Regions from separate parts of the Homo sapiens genome. Here region 2 is linked to region 1. The links are chromatin loops, found by intact Hi-C in ENCODE. Cell type or tissue: gastrocnemius medialis. All regions are shown on one strand. Each heading gives the region's core, and the rest is flanking DNA. Links, peaks and the distances in the headings are about the cores only. Region 1 overlaps STIMATE-MUSTN1 (STIMATE-MUSTN1 readthrough). Region 2 holds the start of SFMBT1 (Scm like with four mbt domains 1).

Evidence for each region. A loop is a pair of places that touch in the nucleus more often than their neighbours do. Peaks named below come from ENCODE experiments on the same cell type or tissue, not always from the same donor. Only the 100,000 strongest peaks of a DNase experiment are listed, where the experiment ranks them.
Region 2: a loop joins it to region 1, with 8 times the contacts of the local background. A loop is called at or near these places in 9 of 110 quality-filtered maps.

The regions. Positions count from the first base shown.
Region 1 is chr3:52,850,008-52,852,808 of GRCh38, reverse strand. It overlaps STIMATE-MUSTN1 (STIMATE-MUSTN1 readthrough), which reads left to right. Exons shown (of 10, transcript NM_001198974.3): 3 at 111-206. It overlaps STIMATE (STIM activating enhancer), which reads left to right. Exons shown (of 8, transcript NM_198563.5): 3 at 111-206. Among named protein-coding and RNA genes, the nearest start is that of MIR8064, 4.9 kb to the right of the region's middle. In gastrocnemius medialis, for the core only: a CTCF peak has its summit at 1,253; no DNase peak of the experiment used is centred there; H3K27ac peaks cover 1,250 bases.
Region 2 is chr3:53,045,291-53,048,091 of GRCh38, reverse strand. It overlaps SFMBT1 (Scm like with four mbt domains 1), which reads left to right and starts at 2,019. Exons shown (of 21, transcript NM_016329.4): 1 at 2,019-2,276. RefSeq lists enhancers at 702-1,201, 1,202-1,703 and silencers at 1,691-1,800, 1,851-2,170, 2,271-2,330, 2,691-2,801. In gastrocnemius medialis, for the core only: a CTCF peak has its summit at 1,348; DNase peaks (open chromatin) are centred at 1,113, 1,481, 2,006 and 2,641; H3K4me3 peaks cover 1,583 bases; H3K27ac peaks cover 1,598 bases.

The DNA of each region.
Region 1 (2,801 bases), core at 39-2,538:
TGATTGGAAGGTTGGGGTGGCTTTCTTCCTGTTTCAGTCTTCTCGTTTTCCTCAAATTGGATATTGCGCTCCTGTCAGGCTAATAACCAGTGCTGGTTTATTTTGTACAGGTTTTTAGACACTTCCAAACAAGCCATAGGAATGCTGTTCATCCACTTTGCAAATGTATACCTAGCAGATCTCACTGAAGAGGACCCTTGTTCACTGTAAGTGTTCCCTATTTGAGTGCAAACATCAGCTGCCCCTCCATTGAAAATATAGGCTGGCCTTGCTTTCTGCTGCTGGTCCTGCTCCCTCTGGCTTGGGGAGAGGGTGCTCCCCTTTTCCTCTGTGCTCCTCTGAGAGACCATCCTGTACATGCTGTCCTGGAGCTCACTTACACAGCTATCAGTTGGCTTGTAGGGCTTTGCGTGTTGACACTTTCCCCATGCACTGGCTTTCTGTTCATCAATCCAAGTTCTGTCCTTTGATTTTCTAGTGTCCTTATGTCTCCCAGTTTCCAAGCCGCCCCTGGCAAGGAAGGATAATGCCCTACAGGAGTGTCTCTGCTCTGGAACCAGGACACACCAGGGCTTCTCTGTGGCGTCAGCCATTCAGGGTCAAAACTGTTGTTGACCCTCATTGACCTCTTCCACCTTATCATTGCAATGTGCCTTCCATGCAGCCCCCAGAGCAATCCATCTGTGACCTCAATCCGGCCATGATATTCTGTCCTCCTTGCTGATGGCACCCACATAGTGCTTCTCTTAGCAGGTGGAGTGGCAGAGGAGGCTTGCCTACCTCATCCTGGCCCCATCTTCTGCCTCCCTTTGTCCTCATAGCAGCCTGCCATATATTAATGGAGACTTTGATCATCCCCATTTTACAGTGGTGGAACTGAGGCACAGAGAGGTTATATATACTGTAAGTTCACACCGCTCAGGAGTCATGGAGCCCAGCCAGTCTGGCTTCCAGGGCCCACATGATGCTTTGCTGTCTGTCAGAATCATCTGTGTTGAGGATGGAACATAGAACTTTCTCTCTTTATTCCCAAGGCATGGCACACAGTAGGCTTGTAAATGTTTGCTAAGTGAATGAATGAAAGTAAGGTCTGTATGTACATCACATGTCCTTGTTCTCGCAGGCGTGAGATGCTTTGGACACAAAGTATCTGAGAGCAGCATAGCCTCAGGCCAGAGGGAAATTGCCTTGGAAGCAGTTGCTGCTCCTGCCATCTCTGGTCTAAGAGTGACCCCTTGTGATTTTACAGAGGAAGGGCAGGCAGGAGAAATGCCCCCTCCCTCTTTTCACTGGTTTTCCTGCTGACCTACCCTAGCACAGGCTGCGCCCTCTGGCATCAGAGTGCTGTGTGCACATCACCAAAGCTCCAGCCCAGGATAGGAGGCTGTGAGACTACACAAAATGTCTCAAGCCTCAGCAACTGGAAAGCTCACCACACCTGGAGTGTGTGGTGTCCTGCAGCTTACCTGCAAGGATTTCAGAGCCACATGGTATCGTAGAGGGTCAGTACTGGACCCAGTGCCCTTGTCTCCCACTCTGTCTACCATGGAGAGCTGGAGCTTGTGGTCAGCAGTGCTCAGCTGGATCTGGGTACAAGGCCCTCAAGAGAGGGTGAGTGGAAAAGGGCCTTTCTTTGGTGAGAGAAAAAATTTTGTGTCGGATGGAAACAGACCGTACAAGAACACAGTTCATGTGGTATGCCCTTCAGAGCCTCCTCCTCTCACTCCCCCAGTTATCTTGCCTTTTCCCATGGGGAGTAAAGCTCGCTCTTTAAAGTGTAGGCCGGGCACGGTGGCTCAGGCCTGTAATCCCAACACTTTGGGAGGCCAGGGTGGGCATATCCCTTGAGGCCGGGAGTTCAAGATCAGCCTGGCCAACATGATGAAACCCTGTCTCTACTAAAAATACAAAAATTAGCTGTGTGTGGTGGTGGGTGCCTGTAATCCCAGCTACTTGGGAGGCTGAGGCAGGAGAATCACTTGAACCCAGGAGGCGGAAGCTGCAGTGAGCTGATTGCACCGCTGCACTCCAGCATGGGCAATAGAGGGAGACTCCATCTCAAAAAAAGAAAAAAACAGTGTAAAAATATTACTTATGCTTGACTGCAGATGGGGATGGGCGAAGGCCATGTTGCCCTGTCCTCTTTGTCTGCGAAACCCGAGAGGCTGTTTTCCTGAACCTCTCTGGTGCAGCAGCACTGTTCTGGGCCTCCTGGGCTGGACTGTCAGGGAGTGAGCAGAATCATTGCCTAGGTGTTTCTGTCATCAGTTAAGTTCTGTTTCCTGTTGATTTCCCTGGCTGCTTCCAGGTACTCTGTCTTCCATTGAACCTTCGCCTGGCAGAAGCACTGGCAGGTTTTTGTTTTGTTTTGTTTTTTTGAGACAGAGTCTTGCTGTGTCACCACGCTGGAGTGCAGTGGTGCAATCTCAGCTCACTGCAACCTCCACCTCCCGGGTTCAAGTGATTCCCCTGCCTCAGCCCCCCGAGTAGCTGGGACTACAGGTGCGCGCCACCACGCCCAGCTAATTTTTTTGTATTTTCAGTAGAGACAGGTTTCACCGTGTTAGCCAGGGTGGTGTCTATCTCCTGACCTCGTGATCCACCCGCCTCGGCCTCCCAAAGTGCTGGGATTAGAGGCGTGAGCCACCGCGCGCAGCCAGCACTGGCAGTTTTAAAGTGTCTTTGTCCCTCACTCACCTCCCTCAGGTGGTCGCACTCCTGATGAGCTTCAGCACATGGTAGTGACAGCTACACTGGCACATGAGGGCTCCCAGCCCCCAGAATGGGCCCAAACAAATGCT
Region 2 (2,801 bases), core at 224-2,723, 200 kb before region 1:
TAAGCCAAAATAAAATCGGGATAGTCATCAGAGAATGAAATATGAAATGAAATTGTACAAAACTAGCAGAAAAAAGACTATCAGATGGGCAGCAGAAAGCTCACTTTGTCAGCACTGAAGCAATTAAAACATTAGAATGACACACTGAACATTAGAATAAAACAAGAAAGAACAACAGGCTAGAAAATATTTGCATCAATGACGACAAAGAAGTAATATCTGTAACATAAAAAAATGCTTGTTCAAAGTTAGAAGAGGTTCAAGTCCCCAGAAGATGGATATGAATAGATTATTCACAGGAGAGGGAATGCATATAGTAAATGCATGGAAAAACATTCATTTTTGAATGTTGTGTCACCTAAGAAATGCTAAGTAACCTTGAACTAGCAATAGACTATTAAAGTAGGGGGGAAATGGCACTCAATGTTTATAAGTGTGTTAAACTCCTTACACTTGTTCCTTGGAGGCGGTAGAATAATTGGGGCAGCTCTTGGGAAAAATATGACGCTGTAAGCCAAGACCACTTGGCCATTCATAGCCTTCTACCTGGGAGCCTTTCCACTCCCAGGTATTTGTCCCAAGTGCAGAATTCAAGGATACGTTAGCAAACAACCGTAAAGAACCAAAAACATTAGGGGGCTGAGTGAATAGTTAAGGACACCTGCACACCTTAAAAATGAATCGTGAACAAATAAAAATGGTAGTGAAAGTAGTAACAAAAAAAGTGTGGTTGCAACTATACACAGTATATATATGTTTCATGTCGTGAAAAGTTGCATTTCTTTGTAACAATATGGATTACTGTATTCTTTTTAGATTTTTCTTTCTCCGGTTGTCATATTGTTTTTTCAGTGGTGCTAAAAAAAATCTGGATTCAAATCCAGCCAGCAGCGTGACTTTGAGCAAGTTTGTGAAGTGGGATATTTCTCAGAGCGGTTGAGGGAGGTGGCTTGAGCTCGCACCTGGCACACGGTGAGAACCCCAGACTTTCTTCTTGCTGTGGGGGCGCCTCTGGGCCCTGTCCGATAACGCCTTTCACGGCCTGGGAGTCTGATCGGGAGCTCCCGGGTCTCGGTGGCGCGGGAACTCCCTTCTGGAGGGAACTTTCCGGAGCAGGTGGGCGGGTGTATGTCCCACGGGCACCTGCGCTCAGGAGGAGGGGGCGAGCTCGGGCAACGTAACCGCCCACGGTCACCTCGGGCTGCGGGGCCGACTTGAAGCCGCCTTCGAGGTTCTGATCCTTCCCGGGGCTCTGGGCTCGTTCGTCCCAATTCGCAGCTGTCCTGTGCCCCCTCGCTGCAGGAAGACTCAAGATTTACAGGGCGCCTCCTGCGGAAGCCTAGAGACATCGGGGGCGCCGAAGGGCCCGCGCCGGACTTCGCAGACAGGGGGCACTTGGGTGCCCTTTCAGGTCTCAGAGGGAGCGCCCGATCCCCGACGAGGGGCAGGCAAACGGGCGCAGTGCCCGCGGCGGCGGCACGCGCGCATCTGGGATCCGGCCGCTTCTCCGCTCATGCCATCTTGTCCGAGCCAGTCACGTGCGGGCGACAGCGGCGCGCTTCGCCGGGCCGGTACTCCAGGTCCGACCCGCGAACCCCTCTGGGATCCCCGCCGCTCTGTCTACAACCCGAGGTGAGGCGCAGGCTGGATCGGGGCTGGGCCAGGGCGGGCACTGGGTTCCCGGGGACGCGTCTCCTCTTCCGGGCCGTTCCGCTCGGGGCCACAGCGCCGTCGGGGGCCCGAGGCGCCGCCGCGTGTCCTGCGCCACGGCCTCGGGGCCGTCCGCGCCGAGTTGCTGGCTGGGGGCGTGGGTGGCCCGCGGCGCCGGACCCCCGGCACACCAGCCCGCGGAGTCCTTGCCTCCCGCGCGGCCCCAGCCAGGAGGGATGGCGCTGGGGCGGGAGCGGGGCAGCCGGGCCCGGGAGCTCCACGGGCGCGGCGCGAGGGGCGCAGGCTGCCTGGAGGACCGCGGAGCTGGGGGTGGGGGGGCGCGGGCGCATGCGCCCTGCGTCCGTGCCATATTGGAATGAGTCGGAGCGCGGAGCGCCGCCGCCGCCTCCGCCGGAGCGCGGGTGGAGGGGGGCGGGGAGAGCTGCCGGCCGCCCCGCTCCGCCGAACCCAGCAGGAAGGAGGGCGCGAGCGGGCGAGCGCGGGCAGCACGGGAGGAAAAAGCTTCCGCGCGGGGGAGCGAAAAGACGGAAAGAAAGAAAGAAAACGAGCGCGAGAGGGGGAAAAGCGAGCGATCGAGCGAGCGCGCGCGCGAAAACTCCGGGCAGGTAAAAAAGCGGGGCCACCGGCTGGGCCTTCCCGCGCGGCGGCCTGGAGGGGCGGCGGCGGCGCCGGGGCGGGGGACCGTACGGCGTCCCCTTCGAAGCGGCCGCGCAACTTTGCCAACGGGAAACCGCCGGGCGCCGGCGGGCGCGCGGGCTGAGGCGCCAACGGGCGGCGGCGGCGGCACGTTGGGGGCGGGGGCGGGGCGGGGGGAGCGCGGCGCCCGCGCGCGGCCCCGCGGTCCCGCGCGCCGGCCGGCCGGCTGCAGGGGCGCGCCTGGGCGCCTCGCCGCGGCGGAGAGCGGCGGCGGCCGTCAGCCCCTGGCAGGCAGCGCGGCGCGCGTCAGCCCGCGGGAGGCGTGAAAGGAAAGTGGCCGGGCGGCGGCAGTGGCGGGCGCCCAAGTTCCCCGGCGCGCCGGGCCCGCCGCGCGCCCCTCCCCGCGCGCGCCCCGCGCTCCGCCCGCCGAGCCCCCGCGGACCCGCCCCCCGGGCTCGCTCCGGGCGGGGCGCGAACCCGCAGCTGGGGCCGGG